4 separate regions of the Homo sapiens genome follow, and all the other regions are linked to region 3. A link is a contact called in ENCODE Hi-C or POLR2A ChIA-PET data. All regions are on one chromosome and are shown on one strand. Each heading gives the region's core, a stretch centred on a gene start or an enhancer-like site at or near the end of the contact. The rest is flanking DNA. Distances are from core to core; before and after follow the strand shown.

The links. Hi-C counts contacts between places; a loop is a spot of excess contacts on that map. ChIA-PET counts read pairs that join two places held with the same protein, here RNA polymerase II (POLR2A). Pooled maps may share reads with other maps.
Region 1: a map of naive thymus-derived CD4-positive, alpha-beta T cell shows a loop between it and region 3 (22-fold over the local background). The contact joins the enhancer-like site here to the promoter of CFAP53 in region 3. A Hi-C loop is called at or near these places in 3 of 168 maps with a recorded cell type or tissue (GM12878, endothelial cell of umbilical vein and naive thymus-derived CD4-positive, alpha-beta T cell), 11 of 37 single-sample maps with no recorded cell type and 11 of 50 pooled maps. POLR2A ChIA-PET finds 5 or more read pairs at or near these places in 1 of 52 experiments (WTC11).
Region 2: a loop to region 3 is called in a pooled map, with 2.9 times the contacts of the local background. The contact joins the enhancer-like site here to the promoter of CFAP53 in region 3. A Hi-C loop is called at or near these places in 1 of 168 maps with a recorded cell type or tissue (GM12878), 5 of 37 single-sample maps with no recorded cell type and 8 of 50 pooled maps. POLR2A ChIA-PET finds 5 or more read pairs at or near these places in 1 of 52 experiments (H1).
Region 4: a map of heart left ventricle shows a loop between it and region 3 (5-fold over the local background). The contact joins the enhancer-like site here to the promoter of CFAP53 in region 3. A Hi-C loop is called at or near these places in 2 of 168 maps with a recorded cell type or tissue (heart left ventricle and mammary epithelial cell), 3 of 37 single-sample maps with no recorded cell type and 14 of 50 pooled maps. POLR2A ChIA-PET finds 5 or more read pairs at or near these places in 2 of 52 experiments (HEK293T and activated T-cell).

What each region holds. Positions count from the first base shown.
Region 1 is chr18:50,010,246-50,015,880 of GRCh38, forward strand. The region is part of intron 4 of MYO5B (myosin VB); the gene reads right to left. Among named protein-coding and RNA genes, the nearest start is that of MIR4320, 110 kb to the right of the region's middle. Within about 2 kb of position 3,271, at least 3 of the 41 ENCODE cell types and tissues checked have a DNase peak (open chromatin) inside an H3K27ac peak, as active enhancers do.
Region 2 is chr18:50,096,752-50,101,842 of GRCh38, forward strand. The region is part of intron 1 of MYO5B (myosin VB); the gene reads right to left. Among named protein-coding and RNA genes, the nearest start is that of MIR4320, 27 kb to the right of the region's middle. RefSeq lists enhancers at 3,043-4,242, 3,592-3,741. Within about 2 kb of position 3,385, at least 3 of the 41 ENCODE cell types and tissues checked have a DNase peak (open chromatin) inside an H3K27ac peak, as active enhancers do.
Region 3 is chr18:50,262,436-50,268,050 of GRCh38, forward strand. It overlaps CFAP53 (cilia and flagella associated protein 53), which reads right to left and starts at 4,060. Exons shown (of 8, transcript NM_145020.5): 1 at 3,901-4,060. The coding sequence starts at 3,969. It also overlaps a transcript of MBD1 not described here. RefSeq lists enhancers at 3,464-4,309, 3,656-3,785, 3,956-4,025.
Region 4 is chr18:50,422,901-50,428,638 of GRCh38, forward strand. No RefSeq gene overlaps it. Among named protein-coding and RNA genes, the nearest start is that of SKA1, 51 kb to the left of the region's middle. RefSeq lists a cis regulatory region at 2,155-2,775. Within about 2 kb of position 2,396, at least 3 of the 41 ENCODE cell types and tissues checked have a DNase peak (open chromatin) inside an H3K27ac peak, as active enhancers do.

The DNA of each region.
Region 1 (5,635 bases), core at 2,021-4,520, 250 kb before region 3:
TTATAAGCCTCTCAGGTGTAGTGTGATATAGGCAGCAGCGAAATGAATCTGTCCCTTCCTCTTGCTGGCTATTCCCAAGCAGGGCTGTCTCCATCTCAGATGAGATACCATCACAGAAAGAACCCGGGGAGTGCCACCCAGCCCACCCCATCGTGGGCAGACAGGCCAGACAGAGGGAGACAGAGCACTGGTTAGGGCACTCCTCGGTGTAAATGGGAAGGTGCCAATTCCCTTGCTCTTAAAATAAGGGTCTGGAAGATTATCCCTAGGATCTCCTGCTACTCCTATATTCTGTGATTCCAGATCCAGGTTATATGGGAGCTGTATGATACATTCTATATCAACTGAAGTTTATAGAACTGCTAATGTCCAAAATACACTGGAATTCAGAAAGCTGCAGGTTTAGATGAAAGTGAGCAACAGAGGCACGTGTTTCCTGTGATTTTATGCTTTTCAGACTTATTCTAATGTTGTCATTAGCTAGGGGTGAACTATGATATACACATATAGAATGTGTAGCCTGTCAGACCAAATAAACATCACTTTTCAAACTCACTTATTTCACTTGTTCTTGGAAACTATTTTGCAGCAAGGGAGTATATTCAAGTATATTCAAATAAAATGATTTTTCCTTGGCCAGTAGTACAGCTGGCATTTCAGCCAGGTGCATGTGAGTCCCTCATTCCAAAACCCATCCTCTTTCTCTATACCACACTGTCTCTTTGGCATGCCACCAGTAAGATACAAGTCTTGTATTCTTCCTTTGATAGATACTGCTTCATCCATACATTTTTTAAAATTTAGGGCATCATGGTGGCTGGGTGCAGTGGCTCACGTCTGTAATCCCAGCACTTTGGGAGGCCGAGGCAGGCAGATCACGAGGTCAGGAGATCGAGACCATCCTGGCTAACATGGTGAAACCCTGACTCTACTAAAAATACCAAAAATTAGCCGGGCGTGGTGGCGGGTGCCTGTAGTCCCAGCTACTCGGGAGGCTGAGGTGGGAGAATGGTGTGAGCCTGGGAGGTGGAGGTTGCAGTGAGCCAAGATCGTGCCACTGCACTCCAGCCTGGGCGACAGATCGTTCCTCACTTCTCCAGGTGGCCTCTGAGGTGATCTCCTCTTCCTTTGTGATTATAACTGCTACCCACAAGTTGTCCACACTGGTATTTCCCCAACCCAGATACTTCCTCTGAGAGCCAAACACATATGCTCAACTGCCCACTGGACAACTACACGCGGAAGGTGCACAGGCGCTCCAAGGCCTGCACGTCCAAAACAGTGCTCTTTAGCTCCCCACCAATCTGTTCCTCATCCTGCCTTCCCGAGGGATGGCTCAGCAATGAGCAGGGAATCTGGGAACTGCCCGTGACACCTTTCTCTCCTTTACTGCTTGAGGCCAAGCTGGCTGTATTGCTTTGAATTTTTTTCTAATCCACCCCACGAAGCCCTGTTCCTCCTCCTTTCCCTCCTAGATGCTACCACAGCAGAACTGGTCTTCCCATGATAATTCTATGCCCTACTCAATCCATTCCCCCTCACTGCTGCTGGAAACATATTTCCAAAACACTCATCTGAATGTGTCCAGGCCCTGCTTAGCACCCTTGCACCAGACCCTGTAGTACGGTGGGTATAGTTAGGGCCTCTGACACTCCAGGCCCTGCACGAGCTGTTCCCAGAGACCATTCCAAGCAGAGGTGCCAGGCTGTGTAAAGAGTGGGACAGCATAGGTAGTGTTCAGGGAAGAGGCAACGCTGACTGCAGAACCATTATTTGCTCACCACAGAGTGGTTTCAACCCTGGCTGTACATTAAGAAGTGCTCGTGGAGCTTAGGAAACTACTTCTGCTGGATCCCACACCACACCAATTAGATCAAAATCTCTGAGGGGTGAGGCCCAGATATTTGTTTTTAAAATTCCACAAGTGCTTCTAATATTCTACTAGAACATGAGTTCTGCTAGGGTTAAGAAGCACTGCTACAGACTCAGCTTAAGAAATGGGTCACTACATAAACATGTTCAGGAACTGGCAGCAATTCAAATACCTTGTAACTTGTTCATGGTCAACATTAGCCTAATACAATGTACCACTGAACTGAAAGATGAGCTTGAAAAAACTAAACAGCCTTTAATTTATGAATGTATTAACTGCTCTTCCTGGCTGAAGACCACAGAAACCTTTATTAATTCCAAGTTCTAGCTATTCGCTTATGATAAATCACCTAGAAATACAGACAGTTTCCTCATTAACTGGACTTACATTGTTGACAGACATACAATTGAAATAATGATGTAGACTGGTCAGCTTTGGATGTCCGAGGTACACAGATGCACAAGCATTAAGATTCAGGTGCAAATCCTGTTTATCGCCCAGGCCCAATGCAAAGGCCATCCTAGAAAACCTGCCCTGAAAATTCACCAGAAAGAAAGTGCTTCCCCTTCCAGGGAACTATTGCTCAGCATCTGGGTGCCCCTTCTGTGGCTGCTACCTTCTCTTCTCCTGGGTGACATTGACTGCACAGCAGCTGAATGGTTTGTTGAAAGCCATGCTGTAAATTCAGAACCCAAAGTAGACAAAGGTTAGCATTCCTTCCTCCTCCCATGCAAGGACCCTTCAAACACATCATGGGTCCAACCACAGGAGAGGCTGCTTTGAAAACAATCTGCTTCAGACTGAAGGCATTCTAGCAAAGACATAATCAACCTCACGGCTTAGCAGATAATTCATGTAACTGTGGAACTCAGAGCAAGCACACAGTGAGTGCTGGCTGTACTTATCTAAAGTACTCTTTTATTCATAAGTCTCTTTAGTACAATGTCCCAAAGTCTGTGGATCCTGGGATACAAATGAATTACATCCATAAGGTTGCTAAACACATCTGAGTCCTTGAAAGACAGACTCGCTTTAGTGGGCCAGAAAAGACCCAATAATGAAAAACAAATCAATCATTCATTAGGCTGGCAGGAAAACTTGCTGACCTCAGAAACATCTCTAACAAAACTAAAATTGAAGAATACTACCCACTTTTTTCAGCCACACCAGTCTTGGAGTGGTAACATCTGGGAAATCCTGGCCTACAGGTCTGAGTATGCCAACTCCATGCCTCCACACAGCACCTTAGGCTTCTGAGGCATCCCTCCCAACTGCACCTACACCCTGAGATTTTAAGATGACAAATGACACCATTTCAATAGATGAGAAAACGACACTTATGTCAAGCACTGAGCTTCTGCAATAGCAGCCTCAGGCCAAAAACAGCCAGCCCTCTTGAGAGAATTACAGATTCCCTCACTAACTTGGGCTCAGTGAGACAGTAACCCAAGATCTTGCTTGTAGTAATTCCAATGGATTACTCACCTCCCTGCCCTCTCTCGAGTGTCCTTTTATACAGCACAGATGTAAGTGGCCAAGAGTTTGCAATAAAATAGTAGACTTAGGTAACACAGACGACCAAAACTCACAATCATTATCCATTCTACCCGACTTCAAGATCACATGCGAAACCTCAGTTTTCCCTTCTGACAACGTGAGGCAGGTCAGAAAACACTCACTTGCTTCACAGAGACGGTAAGAGTACAGAGCCAAAGAGATTTATCCAAAGCTTGGGTTTCCCTGGCAGGACCCAGTGCTGCTCCTTCCCCCTCCACTGCCTAGCCCAGCAGAGGGGCTGGCAGGGAGAACTTCCCACAGGTTACAGCCTCAGGTGCCGCTGGGTATGCTTGCTGAGTCACCATGGACAAGAATCCAAGACACAGAGCTCTACTTCCAAGTCAGGAATCTTTGACCCCCTCAATTGTGGTCAATTTCTCTAGCTTCTTCCTTCAAATTCTTTACTTAAAAAAGTAGTAAAACCAGGTTGTATCATAAAAATGACATTGAGGTGGGCAGTGTTAGGAAGAGAAACCCGGGGTCCAAAGGGCTCACAGTTAAGAGAAGCAGTAGCAGAAAAACTGATTAAGTAGTAAATACTTTGTTTCACAAATGTCTACATAAAAAAAGTCCCAAAATTATGGAGAAAATGGATGAGAAAGGAAAAAAAAAAAAAAAAAACTACGGGTATGGTTAACTTACAACAGAAGCTATACAGTGTTATTTATTAATGATAATGCAGTGGTCTTCTTTAAAAAGACTTTGAAAGGGCATTTCCACCTCAGGCAAGTTATTTCATTTCTGTAAAACTTGGTTTCCTCGTTTGTAAGAGAGAGTATTAATGATCCCTTAACTCTCTCATTATGGGTTGTGGTGAGGTGTGTAAGGTGCCATCAGATTGGGTGAGATACAGCCTGCAATTTGGTGACATTAGTTCACTGTAATGCGGCACCTACCGCCCTATCTCCTGCAGTAAATGAAGCCCAGACTCTCCTTACAGATCTGTCAGAGCTTTTTAAGTGTCCCCACTGTACCATTCTGGCTGGATGAGGAGCCCAAAGGGGACAGCTGCTATTTTACATGGAGTGTTTTCTCTCCCTGTAGGATGGGAAGGATGTCTGTTCTACCCAAGTACCTACAAACATCTCGGCCCCAAGGGAATGAAGGTGGGGTTCAGCTGTTCCATCCATTAGGCAATTTTTTACCGCACAGCTCCCTTGCGTAAAATGTTAAGCTGTGTAACTAAGTGTAAGAAAAGTGCTCCCTTGAGGGACTGATGCTCAAGTAAGGGACCATGCCTAGCACGTCTAAGACAAAGAGAAGCATCTGTGTCAAAATAGACTCAACAATCTGAGGGCTCAGAGAAGATGACCCTGGGGGAAGTCTCCTGGAATTGGGGGTCTTGCTAGATTTCAAAATGTTAACAGCCCTAAGGTTGACCTTGACCAAAAATTAGAAGTTTGTACAGACAGAAGGGAAGCTGAAAGATAGGAATTCCCTCTGCAGTGGGTTCACGGGACAGGGATCAGGGGGCTGAAACAAAGACAGAAATGTGTGGGCTTTTTCTCTGGGAGGACAATTTTGGGTACAAACAAGTTCTTAACTATCTTGTGCATTGGAGGGAAATGAACCCCTCTGACCTAGTGAACTTCATTTTTGATCAAAAATTAAACTATGGCTTTCCCCATGAGTAGGGGAACTGTTTTATTTGACCACTCCTTTGGCTGGGTAATGTAATTAAAGCAATCTTCAAATATTTCCAGGATCAGAATTTGCTTGTTTTGCTTAAATTTTTTCTTAAACTATTCTGGGTGTTCCTTTAATAATTTTATTTCTTGAAATCTGACTATTTTCAGTAATAGTTATAAGAAGTCCCTTAACATTTGTAAAATCCCAAAAGGTGAAATTTTTTAAGTGTTCTTTAGTATTTCATTAGTGTCATCTGTCAAAATCTACAGGCATTTTCAGTTTTAAGTTAAATATTCTGTTGGCGCAGCAGGTGTGCCCAGGGCAAGGGAAGCTGGCTTCCTGGTAGTTGACAATTATCTTCTTTGGGGACACATGAAGTCACGCCACATTATCTCATCCCAATACAGCTTCCAAGGCCCCAACCTTCTGTGCCATCGAGGTGAGCAAGCACCTCCTCCAGGTGCTTGCAGTAGCCTCTGCTGAATAAACAGCTCCTGTTGTAAGCAGCACGTCCTGCCTGTTAGGAGCTCTCTGGTATGAGCACTGTGATTGTGCTCCATGGGATATTTGGTAAGG
Region 2 (5,091 bases), core at 2,135-4,634, 170 kb before region 3:
AAACCCCCTTTGCCCTGCCTTGCATTTCTATTTCCTCTTCTCAATGTCTCTCCCCAGTGTCTTCCTGCTGGAGCTCCCTAGGTCCAACACTGGCTTCTATGCTGGCTCCTCAGCATGGCTACAATATACCCCTACCTTCAGACAACGTCTGCTCCCAGCTCCTGCGGGAGACAACACCTGGGCCAGCAGACCTGCCAGCCTCACCTGGCATCCATCCACAGGGTCAGTGCTTATGCTGGGCCTGGCTCCACCTATGAAGGGAAACCAACACTGCAGCATGCATTGTCAGTCCAGTGAAATGACTTCATTTCCCAGGCAAGTCCCCAGATTTTCAACACTGCTGTTGATATGGTTCCCTTGTCCTTCCTCCCCTATCTTTCTTCTCAAATCCTCCCAGTCTTTCATTGCTGGTGTCTTCCCTGACTTTCCTCCCATCCCCATTCCCCACAGATGTCATCACTCCCACCTCCGCATCCCTAGAATTGATCTCACCTCTCTTGTGACAGGCCAGTGCATGCTGGCTTGTGCTAGTGTGGCTCACATGTGCATCTCAGCCAGACTGCAGGCACAGTGAAGGCAGACACCCTGCCTTACCATTCTTTTGATTCCCAGTCCAAGTTCACTATGTGGTCCATCAAAAGTCCTCAATAAAGATTTAATTGTACTAATAAAACTTGTTTGGGCCACATATAACATAAAATGGCTTTGAACTCAACCATAAGAGAAGTTCCAAACTTCTTGAGAAATCGCGGTGTTATTTAAATCATTGTCCTAAGGTGACTTCACTGAACAACAACACTCATTTAGATGTGTAAGTTCTGGTCTGTTAAAAATCATCACTCTGCAGCAGCAGCAGAATGTAGGGCTTCCTCTCCAGGCAATAAGCATGATGGGTATGTCGACCTCACAGGCAGAAAGTTCCAGGTTCTGAATAAGTAGTCATCAAATGACACAAGCCAGTGCTTAGGGAAGGATGGTAAACTTCTGTTGCAAGTCCCAAGCCTCTCGGGGCCTACAGGCAAACCCTGACTGCCCATGAAGCAGCCGCAGGTGCCAAAGGACCCACTGCCAACAAGGAAATGAGGGCAGTGGATCACACACCCTGGTGAAACTGAGGAGGAGCAGAGAATGAAACAGGAAACTGGAGACAGCATGACTTCAGACCAGCAAAGAAAAGTCACCACCCTGGAAACTAATGCTCTACCCTAAACAAAGAAACTACACACTGCTTTTTGCCAAAGAGGCTAGTGGTATGAGTCAGGAAAGGACAAGAATGACCAACTTCTCACACCCTGAACCACATTCAAAGTCTAAGCCAAGAGAGCACCTCTGGAAGTCAGAGTAAAGAATTCCCTTCGAAATAAAATATTTGCTTTAACATTTACTCCACAATATAACTTGCTTATATCCAACATCCTCCATCAAGCAGGTCAGTTTGTCTACTTACTTAGGGGTATACTTCAACAACAGTTAATACCAACAGATTCGTGGAAACACTATGTTACTTAAAATCAGGTTTTTTTTTATCTTATAGGTGTATTGTTCCAATTGTTTAAGGGGCAAGGTGTAAACTAGCAATCGTTGCTTTGGAGTTACAGGCTCCAAACTTAGTTGCCATGTTCTATGGATTCCAATGAAGTTATAACATTCATATTAGATGTCCTAAAGAGTCCCATCAAAATCAATACCAAAATATCTACTGGTTACTAGGCTGGCTGTGAGGAAGCAAATACACAACAAGGAAATAGACTGCCTTAACTTCAAGTAGCTTACAAACTACAACTTAGCTTTGAAAAGGTAAATGTCCAACTGTGTGGTACAGATTGGAAGCACAGTGGCATGGGGACTGGATTAACTGGGAAAGGCTTGCAGAGATGGTAGGATTTATGCAGAAGAAAAAGAAAGTCTTAGAAACAGAAATGAAATAACATAGATAACATGGACAATGTAGTAAGCTCCTCTGTATCATCAATGTAATGACTCCAATACATGCTCTTGGAGCATAAGCAATCCAGGTACCAACAGTGGTCAACTGAGCAGCTGGGAAAGAAACCTTCACCAAAGGACAGCAGTTCAGATGATGGAACCTCTGATCCTTGCAGTCCAGCTCCTGTAATCCCAGAAGAAAACCCTAAGGATGCCAAGGCCACCAGCTTCCTAGTCACCTCTGTCAACACCCAGCCCCACTGTCAAAGTTGTAAACCTTTATACTCCCCTGAATGAATCTGAAGAACAGATTAAAACGGCCTTTATATGAATGATCCAAGCACAACTACAAGAGCTGAATGAGTCTCAGCAACTGCTTAGAGGCTTCAAGCACAAGTTGCCTTTTTTTCTTTCCATTTAATTCATCTTCTGACCATGAATTCAATCCGCATCCAAGCTTGTCTCAATCTGGAGTTTCTTAAAGTCTGAGGATGCACATTTCCAACCTAAGACACAACAGTGTTCATATCTTTTGTACCTACTGTTCAGAATAAGAACAACTGATACAATAAAACCCAAAACACCTGAAACAAAAAAGGCATGTCAAGCAATAATGAGAAGTAGGTTTGGACAGGTAGAGTGGGACAGGATCATGGAGGCTTCTCAACACAGGCAGCTGTTTGATGTTCCAGAGTGGATAAGTGACACAGGAAGACTGTGCTTCAAGGATACTTAGCAACAGTGGGACACACAGTAGAGACTTAGGGAACAGGAGGAACAGAAGTCTAACAAGATGCCATGGTTCCTTCCACTCCCAAAAGCCTGGCTTAGATGCAAAGCCAGCCAGTCAGCCAGCCTTGTAAGTAAAACGTAGTTGATTCTTGGGGTTCTACTACCAACAGGCCACCACAGAACACAAGGATCTTACTCTAAGTGAGACATTCTCAATTAGGGGTGATTTGGGCCCCCAGGAAACATATGGCAAGGACTGGAGCTTTGAGCTGCTTTTAAGTGGTGGGGATGAAGTTCCACATAATTTCAGCAACCATCTTTACATGAATTTGCAGAATAGTTAGCTGAGAAATACACGGTATCTTGTACTTATGTTCCCCCTGTAAAGCCAACTGGCTTCGTTGATGCCAATGGGCACCTGACATTAGATATATAAACTTTATCCTCCACCAAAAGGGCTAAATATAGACTACTATTTACTAGGGCCCGTGTGTGCCTGCCATGGGTTCACTGGGCCAGTTCAGGACACTGGACATAGGACCAGGGCTCCACAGTCTACACACAGATTCTCAGTGTCCTAAAGCAACCTTCAGAGATTTACCTCCCACATCACTATAGGTGCCTTCCAAGCTCAGATCCAAGATACACAGCCAAGATATTTCAGCAACAACCTGGCTAGAAACCGGAAGAACACTATAAAGTCACATGCACATTGGTCCAATGACAGAAGGAAGGAGCTTATTTTCTTTTCTACATGAGCACATCTGTTTGGATATTCACTAGAGTAAATACTTAAATGACTAATTCACAGTTTCACTTTGTCATGGTTAAAGTATTTTATGAGACATCTGCTTCTGCTAAATCAGGATCTTGTTTCCTCCTGAGCTGTCACACTGAAGGCAGGAACATATGATGCTGGTTGTGTTGCACCAGCAAAAGCTTGAGAGAATAACCTTTTCAGACACAAGACTCCCAGCTTCCTTTGGTATCTGTGAAGCATCTATTACTGCAAGTCAACAGACCCACTGACCACAGGAAGACCTCAACTAGTGCACAGAATTATGCTTCAACTATATTCAAGTGAGAAACGGCCTGCATGGTATGGAGGGAAGGGAAGTTTTACCCCTCTGCCTACCACCCTCCCCACTTTCTACTTCTCTCCTCTTTCCCCAAAGCACATCGTACTGACTGGTCAGGGTCCAAGACATTACCTGGTACTAGCTGTTGCTCAGGCACAGTCACTGGGGGCCAAAAGCCACATACTATGCATGCATCTCCCCTCTCTTTTCCAGGTCTAGGGATCAGCAAACCAAACCAGAGCTGAAGATTCCTCCTAAAGCACTGGGCTCTTTCTCTGCTCTCTTCTTCTTGTCTTTGCTTTGCAAGGAACAATCAATCAGAGCATGGCAAGACCCCTAGATGCGGAAGTGGCTGAGGGAGAGCTGGAGCCAGCAGCATCACCCGAAACTGCAGTTTCCCACCCAGAACTCTGCTTTGGGAGGGACAGGGCTTGGGCCAATGAAAACCTAGAACTTCAGTTACTATTTGGCAATTGTTCCTTAAGAAGACCACAGGTCCGGGGAAGGGAAATGGGGAGGTATTGAACAATCAGTTACAAGATGAATAAGCTCCGTGGATCTAACCTACAGCATGGGGACAATAGTTCACAATAGCATACTGTATAGTTGAAGTTTGCTAAGAGGGTAGACCTTAAGTGTTCTCACCACAAAACAAATCCCCCAAAATGGTAACTATGTGAGGTGATAGATGACGAGTATGTGAATTAGCTTGATGATAATCATTCCGCAATGTATATGTACATCAAAGCATCAAGTTGTACACCTTAAGTGCCAATTTTGTCAACTGTACCTTGATAAAGCTACATGGAAGGGAAAAAGAAGGTCACAGGGAAGAGGGGTACTTAGTGAGGCACCAGCCAGGTATCCCTGAGTCCTGGACCATCATATTCCTGTATGGGGCCATCTTCTCTGTAAGTCCTAGGCATATTGATTGACACATATTAAAAAGAAAAAATAACTATAAAAATGCCTCACCTACAGAATGGGAGAAAATTTTTGCAATCTACCCATCTGACAAAGGTCTAATATCCAGAATCTACAAGAAACTTAAATTTACAAGAAAAAAAAACAGACAACTCCATCGAAAACTGGGAAAATGATATGGTACTTCTCAAAAGAAGACATATTTATGCAGCCAACAAACATAAAAAAGGCTCAACATCACGGATTAGCGAAATGCAAATCAAAACCACAATGAGATACCATCTCATGCAGATCAGAATGGTGATTATTAAAAAGTAAAGAAACAATAGATGCTGGTGAGGCTGTGGAGAAATAGGAATGCTTTTACACTGTTGATGGGAATGTAAATTAGTTCATTGTGGAAGAAAGTGTGGCAATTCCTCAAGGATCT
Region 3 (5,615 bases), core at 2,810-5,309:
TTCTAATGTGCCATTTGAAAAATAGTTGATGGAAATTACAAAGTTAAAAATGTGAACAGGACTCTGTTGAGATTGTCTAGTCAAACCCAGAGACATTAAGTGATTTGCTGAACTTGCTTCAAATAGGGCAGATAAAACAAGAATTAGAGGTCTTCTAATTCCCGACCTTGACATTGCCACTCATTATTCCACATTATTTCTCACGGTTGGACACCATAGTTATCACATCAAAATACTTTCAATGAAAAGGTGCTACTATGCGAATATATAGAAAAAATATACATGTGTGTATATACATGTATATGTGTGTGTGTATATATATGTGTATATGTATATGGATATATAACGAGTTGTGATAATGAAAGATCTTTGACTAAGAAGGAAGAAATGAAGTGAGGGAGGAAGAGAGGAGGGAAAAGAAAAAAAGCTGGTGGTAGAACTTTATTCCTATTTCTATGGTGCCCAGAAGTTTTAATGCAAAGAGTGTGTTCCTGACCTTTTGGGCTACTTTGAATTTCTATAAATGTACTGTTTTTACAGAAATGTCCACTAAAAAAGTTAGAAATGCATGTACCATTTGAATATATATAGATACACTTAATGAAATCACATAGCCTATATCTTTTTCCTTTCTGTATTCCTAGCATTGAACATAATGCCTACTACAGTGAGGTCCTCAATAGAAATGAATGAATGAATGAGTGAATGAATGAAACAATGTTGCTGGGTGGGCTTGATGCAATTTCTGCACCTCCTGGAGCCACCATAAAATCCATAGTCTTGAGCTTTGTATTTTCAGGAACAGTTTTATCAAGTCATCCTTAGGTAAGTTGTGAGATACTGGGGTGCTGATTCACAGAAACAAAACTCTTAAGAGACAGAGAGTCAATCTGATCTTTTACATTTAGAATATCACCATCAGGATTACCAGAATACTAGGGTTAGGTGTTTGTAATGAAGTCTCCTGAGGAAAGAAAATCAACATTTGAAGACAGTTTAATGAAAAGATTCAGGGCTCAGGGTACACATATAGGTACCTAGATTTAGCTGAACAAGATAAGGCAAGCCTGGGGTGGTAAGGAGACAGAAGATGATGCTGGGGGTTATATCATGGAAAGTAGCTAATCCATGTCATAATTATCTGGAGCCTAGAGCCAGCTAATTAGATGACTGTTCTCCAATACAGTTGGCATTTTATGAATATAGATCTGTGAAAATAAAGCAGAGGAGGATCACAGTGGCACCCTTGGCAGCATACACAGCAGGAATTAAGGGTCCCAGTGTGAGCTGAGAACAGGAATGAAACACCAAGTAAATCTAGAAACACTGGCTCCAGTTGTCAGGACAGGAAACAGGGCTGAGGGATATTTTGGCTGAAGAGGTGACAAATACCATGAGCAGTACCCAAGGGGTCAGGAAGCCTTTTAAGGCTTGGGAATCATGTGAAGGACTCTGGTCTGGGAAGGACCCAATCTCTTGATAAGTTAGGGGTATGACCTGGAGTTCTCAAAAAAGGTGATGCCAATCCCAGCACAGTCGTGGTATTGTTCAAAGTCTGTACTGTTCAATATAAATATAATGCAAAACAGATATGTAATTCTAAATTTTCAAGTGGCTGCATTTAAAAAAGTAAAAAGAAACAGGGGAAGTTAATTTTGATAGTATATTTTATTTAACCAATATATCCAAGATGTTATCTTGTCAATATGTGACTCTAGGCACATTTCAAGTGCTCAAATGCTATGTGTGACTAGTGGCTACCTATTGGACATCACAGCTCTAAACCATGCTAAAGTCAGGAAAACACAGGATATTTTACTAACTACTGTGGGTTTTCAAGGTCACTGAAGGCTGTTATTGTAGCATCTCCAGTTATAGTTATTAGGATTACAATTTACAGTTCGGTTGTCTTAAAGAACAATGCTTTACATCCTAGGTTTGATTCTGGCCTCTGTCCATTACTAATTGAATGGAGCAAGTTACTTAATCTCTTTGAATCTTAGTTTTCTCACCTGTCAAATGAGCAAAATAAGTATCCTCCTAATGGATTCCTAGGAGACACTCATCAAATAGCTGCTCCTTTTGATGTCCCATTACTTCAGACATTAAATTTTTCACAGGTTTCTCCTGGGGAATTGTTTAGGGTCCAAGTCTCATCTGCTGGTGGCTTTAATTCTTGCAACACAATTCTGCTACCTCTAACATCTATCTTTCTTATCACACTCAGACACCGGAGGAGCAGATGCACCAACTCTAACCTCCTCCTTTTCCTCTTAATTCTTCTTAGGTGCAAAGTATTCAATAAGCCCGCTTCTCTGGTTTAGTGTTTTTGTTTGTTTTCTGTTCCTTATTGGTTCCCAACACAAGTAATAGCACCCAACAATGGCTCAGCCCCTGAGCCCAGTGTTTGGATACAGAACCCAAAGTAGATCTTCTGTCCTTCATGAAGTGTGTTTATAATTATCACCTTGAACCCTACAGCCTACTTATGTGTCCCATCTACTGCTTTCCAGCTCCAGATCTTACAGTACTTGGACCTAAAGAAGGAGCAGGTCTATAGGTTGACTGAAGTTTGCTATGTGCACTGTGGAGCATAATAAAACTGTATCACTGATCTTTCATCCATCAACTGACATCACAGACAATATAGCACATCATTATTTACCGTGCTAACCTTTAGTGGTTTCATTCTACCTAAGTTTTTTTTTGCAATTGGATTACAAGTTGAGCACCCCTAATTTGAAAATCTGAAATCTGAAATGCTCCAAAATCTGAAGCTTTTTGAGCACCCACATGATGACATAAGTGGAAAATTTCACACCTGACCTCATGTAAGGGGTCACAGTCAAAACACAAGCAAACAACACATATTTATTCAGCATCCCCAAGGGGAAAATAAAATTACCTTCGAGGTAATGAAATATAAATAAATTCTGTGTTTAGACTTGGGTCCCCTCCCCAAGATATTGCATTATGTATATGCAAGTATTCCAAAATCCAAAAAAAAAATCTGAAATCCTAGACATCTCTGGTCCCAAGCATTTCAGATAAGGGATACTTGACTTGTATAAGCTCCTTGAAGGGAGGGCTCAGGCTTCAATAAAGAGTTAACCTTCCAGGATCATTGTATCCACCCCTGTATCTCCCACAATACTGCGCACACAGCAGGGGCTCAAGCAATAACTCTGCCTACATGTTAGTTTTCTGGTGGGTAGAAACTAATTTGTAGAAACAAAAAAATCTACATGTATGGACCAATAGTGTCTGAGGTTCTCAGCAGGAACCATCAAATTCTGCAGCAAGCACATTTTCCTGGCCTACTACCACTCCAGCCTTAGAGGCAGGCACCTGAGTTTTTCCCAGGTCTGAAGGGACACTTCTGTCCAGCAATGGTTACTGGTTGAGTTGGCACAGGAAAGGCGTTGGGTGCTATAACCACTCACAACCTAATTCCCCTTCCTCAGACGATTTTCCTAGGAGTGAAAGACCAGCTCCAAATCATAGGCCCGCCCTGCCCCCAGATCTGTCTCTGGGCCGGGTGCCCTTTCCATAACACACACTCGCCACTGCATGGGGGACAGACATCCTTCCGGTGTCTTGGAGACTGAAAAACCCTAAGATCCCTAGTGGTGATTCTCCAAAAACAGAACCTAAATATTATAACTTTGGGGGCAGATGAAAGGCTGTAAGGATGAAAACAGAGGGAGATGAGTGGGTGAGAGGTGGGGTAGATAGGTGAGCGACCTTATCTTCCTTCTTTCAAAATTCAACCCACTGCATCAGGCGACACCCGTTCCCCTCGAGAAGGCCCCGGGTGGGGGCCGAAGTGGGATAGGCCAGGCCTGGAGTGCGGAGAGATGGAGAAAGCTGTAGGGTCTGGCAGACATATCCTGTGCTTACCACGATCACCACTTTGGGGGTGGGGCCCTTAACCTCCCGCTGTACGGTGCCAAACCGCTGGCTGTACATTTTCGAGTCCCCTTCGGGACGGGGGCGGCGTCCGCCGCGTTTCCCCCAACCGTGGCGACCTGCGGGACCCGCTTCCGCGACGCAGAAGTCTGGTTGCCATGGTGCGCCTCGCGGGATTAGGGGCCGGTAGAGGTGGGCGGGTCGGGCGGAAGTCGGTCTGGTCACCATGGGGGCCGCAGACGCCTGCACTCGGGACTTCCTCTTCCAGCTGAGAAGCTGAGCCTGCGCAGTCCTCACCCCGCCCCTCGGCCAAATCCCGCCGACCTTGCTCCCTTCCTCCAGGGTTCATCAGAATGGCAGAAAAAACCTCTAGCCCAAGAAAAATCAAAGCTCTAATTACAATTCCAGTTGACTTTGCTATTTATATCTTGTAATGGTCTAAAAGTATGAAAAAGGTTAGCGAACATTTTTTGGGAAGCTTAAATTTTGCACTATCTGTAGGTTAATCTTGATGACGGTAATAATCACAGGAAAACCTTATATTTGTGTAGTTCTTTACAATTTCCAAGATATTTTCACACACACAGCCTTTTAACCTCACAGATTTTTTCTGAGACAAGGTCTCGCTCTGTCGCCCAGGGTGGAGTGCAGTGGCGTGATCATGGCTCCCTGCAGCCTCGTCCTCCTGGGCCTCAGCCTCCAGAGTATCTGGGACTACAAAGCCTGCGCCACCACGCCCTGCTAATTTAAAAACAAATTTTGAAGAGACAGGGGGTCCCGCTATGTTGCTCAGGCTGGAACTCCTGCTCCTGGGTTCAAGCGATCCTCCCCACTGCCCCTCCCGCCGGCCTCCCAAAGTGTTGGAATTACAGGGTGCGCTACCGCGCGTGGCCGCAAATATCTTACAGGGTTGATAGAATAGCAAGTAATACTATCCTTATTTTCCAGCTAAGGCAAAGCTCAGGGAGCCTAAGTGCCTTGTCAAACCAAATAACCAGTAATAATAATAATTTTTTAAAACCTGTTAATAAAATCTTCCTATTTGCCATTGGCAGAAACCAGGGCTTAGACTCAGGATATCCTAGGATGGGGGCAGATCAAATGGACTAGTGGGGCAGTGGCACGACCTGGTGGAGCATAATTAAGAGTCTGAGGGTCACAGTGGACCAGGGTCAGGATGTGGATCAGAAGTCCAGTAACTGGTTTCTGAGAATCAGGATCCAGGCAGAACAGGAAACACAAATCAGGGAACCAGGACGGACCTGCAGCACAGGTGGTAACCACAGTTGCATTTCCAGTCAAGAGCAAGGTGGTAATACCTAAAAGCCAATTAAGAATGACACTGTGATACTCCCATTCTAAAGTGGGGGTGAGCATAGAACACTTGTGAGCACATGCAACAAATCAGTACCTACGTCAAACTGACATATAATAAGTACAACTAATGTGTATGCCCTCTTAAGGACGCAATTTACTGTAAATTAGCATTCCTTAATCATTTGTAAACCACCCACTTCGGATTTTGTATGTGGTATGTTTCTAAATACGAATTCCATTTCCTGAATTGCTGGTTCAGCTTTTCAGCCACGAAATAATGTTTTTCTTCTCTTTTAATAATTCTGTCATTTTGTGTTCTTTTCTATAACGGTTCTTTCAATTGCAGTTCAGTAAAATACGCATTTGCATTTACTAAGAGTTTACGTGGC
Region 4 (5,738 bases), core at 1,146-3,645, 160 kb after region 3:
TTGGGCCCCAAGAGTCTAATGGCTAATTTTATAAGGGGTTAAATCTCATGTGATGTTGACAGTCCTCCTCTGGATGGCTATAATCTCAAATAGCGAGAGTCTGTTCCCTGCCGTAAAAGATCACATGGATTACTTATAAGGATGAAAAGCAACTATCCCAGTCTCCTTAGCCTTTAATTTATCTTCCTTATCTGATTCGACCTCCTATGTTGGCCATTTCTCAATAATCTTTTCCATCTACTCTTTGGTTCATCCTGTATCTATTCGTAAACCCAGCCCTATCCTCAGCCTCTCCTGGCTGCATGTGGTCTGAACATTTGGTCCCCTGAAATATACTCTTTCATGCCCTTTTTAGTCAGTGGCTTCTGGGGAAGATCTTGAGAGAAACTTTCCCATAGTGGCTTTTCATCTTTTTTCCCCTACTCTAATAGACAAGATAGATCTGTTTGTCCACTTGACAAATATCTATTGAGCATCTACTTGGATTCAGGCATGGTCTTAGGGACTGAGGATCAGTGATCTCAAGAAAGATATAAGTTTTTTCTTCCACGAAGCTCACATTCTAGGAAGGATTACAGCTAAGTAAATGAAAAATAGTAGTGTGATAAATGCTTTGATATGGGCATAGAGGATATTACAGGGACATGTGAAAGCACCTAATATAAATGTATAGGGATGATATGGTTTGAATATTTGTACTCGCCAAATTTCATGCTGAAATTGCAATCCCTAATGTTGGAGGTGGGGCCTGAGGGGAGGTATTTGGGTCATTGGGGTGGATCCCTCATGGCTTGATGCTGTCCCCCTGATAGTGAGTTCTCATGAGATCTGGTTGTTTGAAAGTGTGTGGCACCTCTGCCTGTCTCTCTTGCTCTGGCTATCCCCATGTGACACACCTGCTCCCCCAGTCCCTCTTTACCTTCTGCCATGATTGGAAGATTCCTGAGACCCTCACCAGAAGCAGATGCTGGAGCCATGCTGATACAGCCTGCAGAACCATGAGCCAATTAAATCTCTTTTCTTTATACATTACCCAGCCTCAGGTGTTTCTTTATAGCAATGCAAGAATAGCCTAACACAAGGGATCAAGGAAAATTTCCGGGGGAAGTTGCACTTATGCTTAGACCTGAGAGTGATTAGGAAGAGATGGGTTCCAAGTAGAAGGAACAGCATCTAACATAGCCATAAATGACACATATACAGGTGAGAATCCAGGAGTATGCCCAACCTTCAAGTGTATCTTATACTTACCCTTTTCTTCCCTGCTTAAGAGAGCATGTAGAAGAATATAAAGTGAGCAATAAGTCATTGTAGGGATAAATATGAATCTGCTCTAACTTTTTAAAAAGATAAATCGTAAATTATTTACAAGTTTTCTGTTAACTGAGAGTCCAGATATGATCCCACAGACATGCACTTTCAAGATGATTTAATGTTCCAGACAGTGTCTTATGCATAGACATTCATAAGGAAACAAAAAAGTCATAAGGGGCCAGGTGTGGTGGCTCATGCCTGCAATGCCAGCACTTTGGGAGGCCGAGGCAGGCAGATCACCTGAGGTCAGGAGTTCGAGACCAGCCTGGCTAACATGGTGAAACCCTGTCTTTACTAAAAATACAAACAATTAGCCAGGCATGGTGGTGGGTGCCTGTAATCCCAGCTACTGGGGAGGCTGAGGCAAGAGAATCACTTGAACCCGGGATGCAGAGGTTGCAGTGAGCTGAGATCACACCACTGCACTCCAGCTTGGGTGGCAGAGCAAGATACCTTCTCAAAAAAAAAAAAAAAAAAAAAAAAAAAAGGCCAGGTGCGGTGGCTCACGCCTGTAATACTAGCACTTTGGGAGGCTGAGGCGGGTGGATCACGAGGTCAGGAGATCGAAACCATCCTGGCTAATATGGTGAAACTCTGCCTCTACTAAAAAATACAAAAAATTAGCCAAGCGTGGTGGCAGGCACCTGTAGTCCCAGCTACTTGGGAGGCTGAGGCAGGAGAATGGTGTGAACCCAGGAGGAGGAGCTTGCAGTGAGCTGAGATCACGCCACTGCACTCCAGCCTGGGTGACACAGTGAGATTTCATCTCAAAAAAAAAAAAAAAAAAGAAAGAAAGAAAGAAAGAAAGAGAAAAAGTCATTAGAGAATGCACTGAAGCAGGAAATGTGAAAAAGAAAAACAAATTTTCCTCTCTCCTTTGGTATGAGTAAACGTCCCCCACAAAATTCCTCCCCACTCCATGTGGTTGTACTCTGCTCTGCAAGTTTTATGAGTTTATGGATTCCTATTTTCTGTAACTAGTGACTGTAAATTTCTGTTTTTCATCTGAGTAGCACAGTGAAGGTCATGAGACATGCCTGAGCAGGACTGGACTGCAGCCATCTAGGCACCATAGTGAAGGATATGAGATAAGCTTGTGCAAGGCTCTTGAGCAAGCTGAGATAACAGCCATCTGGGCCGCATAGCAAGAGTCACATGAAAGCCTGAGTTATGAACCTGTCACAGTTTGATTAACTGCCTTTGTTCTGCTTCCGTACACTTGCTTTCATGCCACTGCACTCCACGCCACTGTAAACTTGTTTCAAACTAGCCAACCACCTTTCAGAAGTGTGTATAAAAGTCAAGCCCTGTCTTTGTTCAGAGCCCAGCCTTTGGATGTTAATCCACGGGGCCTAAGTGCATTCAATAAAATCTTCCTGTTCCACCCAGAGGTCTCTCCAGTCTCCTGATTCCCGCAACAGCACCATCTCCCCAAAGGTAATCACCATTAAGAGTGAAAACAAATTCTTCTAGTGTTTTTCCTTTCCAAAAAGATACACATTATCAAATTTACAAAAAGAGCCTTATGTAATACATGTATGACTGGCTTTTAACATGTGATAGATTATAAACATTTTCATGTTAATAAATACTGTTTTATAATATAGTTTAAATACCTACAGGCTGGGTGCAGTTGCTCACACCTGTAATTCCAGCACTTTGGGAGGCCAAGGCAGGCAGATCACCCGAATCAGGCATTTGAGACCAGCCTGGCCAACTTGGTGAAACCCCATCTCTACAAAACACAAAATTAGCCAGGCGTGGTAGCACACTCCTGTAGTCCCAGCTACTCTGGAGGCTGAGGCAGGAGAATTGCTTGAATGCAGGAGGCAGAGTTTGCAATGAGCCAAGATCATGCCACTGCACTCCAACCTCCTGGTTTGATCCCAGGGATCAAAGCCTGGGCAGTAAAGTGAGACTCTGTCTCAAAAAAAATAAATAAATAAATAAAATAAAAAAATAAATACATACTTTCTCATGTGATATATTTAATTAGTTCTGTATTGTTAGGCATTTTGGGTTCTTCCAAATTTTTATAAACATTATATCTCAAAAAAGTCTGTAAGTTGTGTAGATAAATCTTTCTAGCTTTAGAACTTCTATAAGCATTTCTTCCTTTTCTTAGGCTGAATCTGAGACCCACTCATCATACTTTGATTAGGTGATACAACAAAGAAAAATTTGGTTGTGAAAGCAGCAAGAGTAGAAAAAGCATTATGACTTCATTTTTATAAATAAGGCTTTCAATTTATATTTCCATGATAACTTTATCATTTGTTGATATTTATTTACCAAAGTGCTACAGAACTCTTCAAAATATGAAAAGCCATGGGATTTAACCATACAACAAAAATAATAATATTTTAAAATAATGTTTACCATTATATCAGAATGGAATGATTTTAGGTCTGAAAAAAGATGTTTACCATTACAAAACAAAGGAGGGTAATTTTAAAACTTGCTTTCATAATTTGTAATCAAATTTGGTAAAAAACTAATACTTCATGTAAATTCAGGGGGAGGTTGATTCATTCCAAGTTCAGGTTATTTAAAGCATTTAAAACTACACAAATGGCAAACCATTAATCATAATTAAAATAAACATAAATGGGATTGTTTATGGTCTTATGATACCGATTTTAGTTTGGAGCGTCATAAACCATCAGTCTAAATTTACTGTGTCCAAGTAGACTTGACTTGTTGGATTAGAATGTGTAAACTGCTTAAAAACATAATATATTGCCCTCAGGAATTTCAATATTTTTGATGCATATTTTAAAATTGAAATAACTTGTCAGTCTTCTATTTACTGTTGAAAAGTATTTAAATCTTTTTCTATTGTCTTCCTAATTGAAGTCAACCATCATTTAATTTTTCTCCTTAGTGTTTCTGCTTCCCTTACCTTATTCAGTAATAAACTTATTACTGCTGTCCTTATTATAATATTATCACTGATAAGATGAATTTATGGGTGTTGTGGAATTCTCAGTTGATTTCATAAAAGTTTATGACTCCTTTAAAATTTTAGTGAAAAATCCCAAAATATTGTTGTCTTGTTGATGTCCATCTGATTTAGAATTTCTTAATCTCTAGTGCTTTAAGAACTAATGTTTATGCTACTTTGGGATCATTAGTAGTTAGCTCAAAGATGATTTCTTGTACTAGAGATTCTTGATCATCTAGAAGCATCCTTTAAGAAGGATGTTTTAGAAACATACTTAATCTTGAGGGATGTGCTAAACTTTTCTTCATTCCATCTGGGTCCATTCTTGCTGTAGTTAATTGTACTGTTTGGGCAGTTATTGTTGGCTTAGAGCAAATTGGTTCTTGTCATTCTTCTGCTTACCTCTCTGGGCCTCACTTCCCAGGACTCCTTACTCTCTCCACCTGCAGTAAGGCTGAGTCTCAGAATTCAGCTTGAAGGCTGCCCCCAATTCCCTGAAAGCTGGGCCAATTGTCAGTGACCTATGTTCCCAAAGGACACTTTCCTGGTGCTTAGCTCCCTGTGGCTATTGCCCCAGGGGGCCAGGGAGGAGGTGGCAGAGTATTCATCCTGGGGACATAGTGGGAGGCAGGACCACGTCTGAGTTGAGGCTCCAAGTCCCTGGCATGTGCCTCATTGGCTCATCAGACCTCACTTATAAAACACAGATTCCAAGAGAAAATTAGGAAAAATTTTAAGACAGCAACCAGAGAGCATTACTCCAAAAAAGAGGCCCTCTGAGGAGGAGCCAGGGGCTGAGACTGCATTGGCCACTCTCTGAGGAAGCTGGCCCCACACATATTAATTCATTTCATCCTCCCAACAACCCACTTGTACAGATGTGGAAAATGTTACACTGAAAGTAACCAACCAAACATCCTGTTAACCAATAAATGAGTGACTGAGGCAAATGTCTCAATCAGTAGAGGTTTATTGAGCCAAAGTTTGAGGACATGCCCAGGAAAAACACAAGCCACAGAAACATCTGTGACCTGTGCTGTTTCCAAAGAGGGTTTCGGGAACTCAGTATTTAAGGGGACAGAGCAAGCAAAGGGAGGGAGGGTAGGCAGTGAGGCAAATGATTATATTCTGGTAAGGCTCTCCTTCATGCTCAGTAAGTCTACGTTTTATGTAAGATAAGGTGAATATCTGAAAAGAGGGAGTAGAGGCAAGAGTCAATTACACACACATCTCAGGGGAGGCAGAGGAGTGATTGATCTCAGCTTGTCCTTGTTCTACACCTGGGAAGATAAGTTTGTAATCGACATTGTCAGTGTGAGATTTAACAGAACTTGGTTGTAGGAGTTAAACTTAGATTGCAGACCCAAGGTTACCATGGGCATGTGCTTGTTTTATAGGGGGGATATGTCATCTGAAATATTTAGGGGCTAGCAAGGAATTTCCTTGTAATTTGTGAGGGAGGCCATCCAGAGAGTTATAT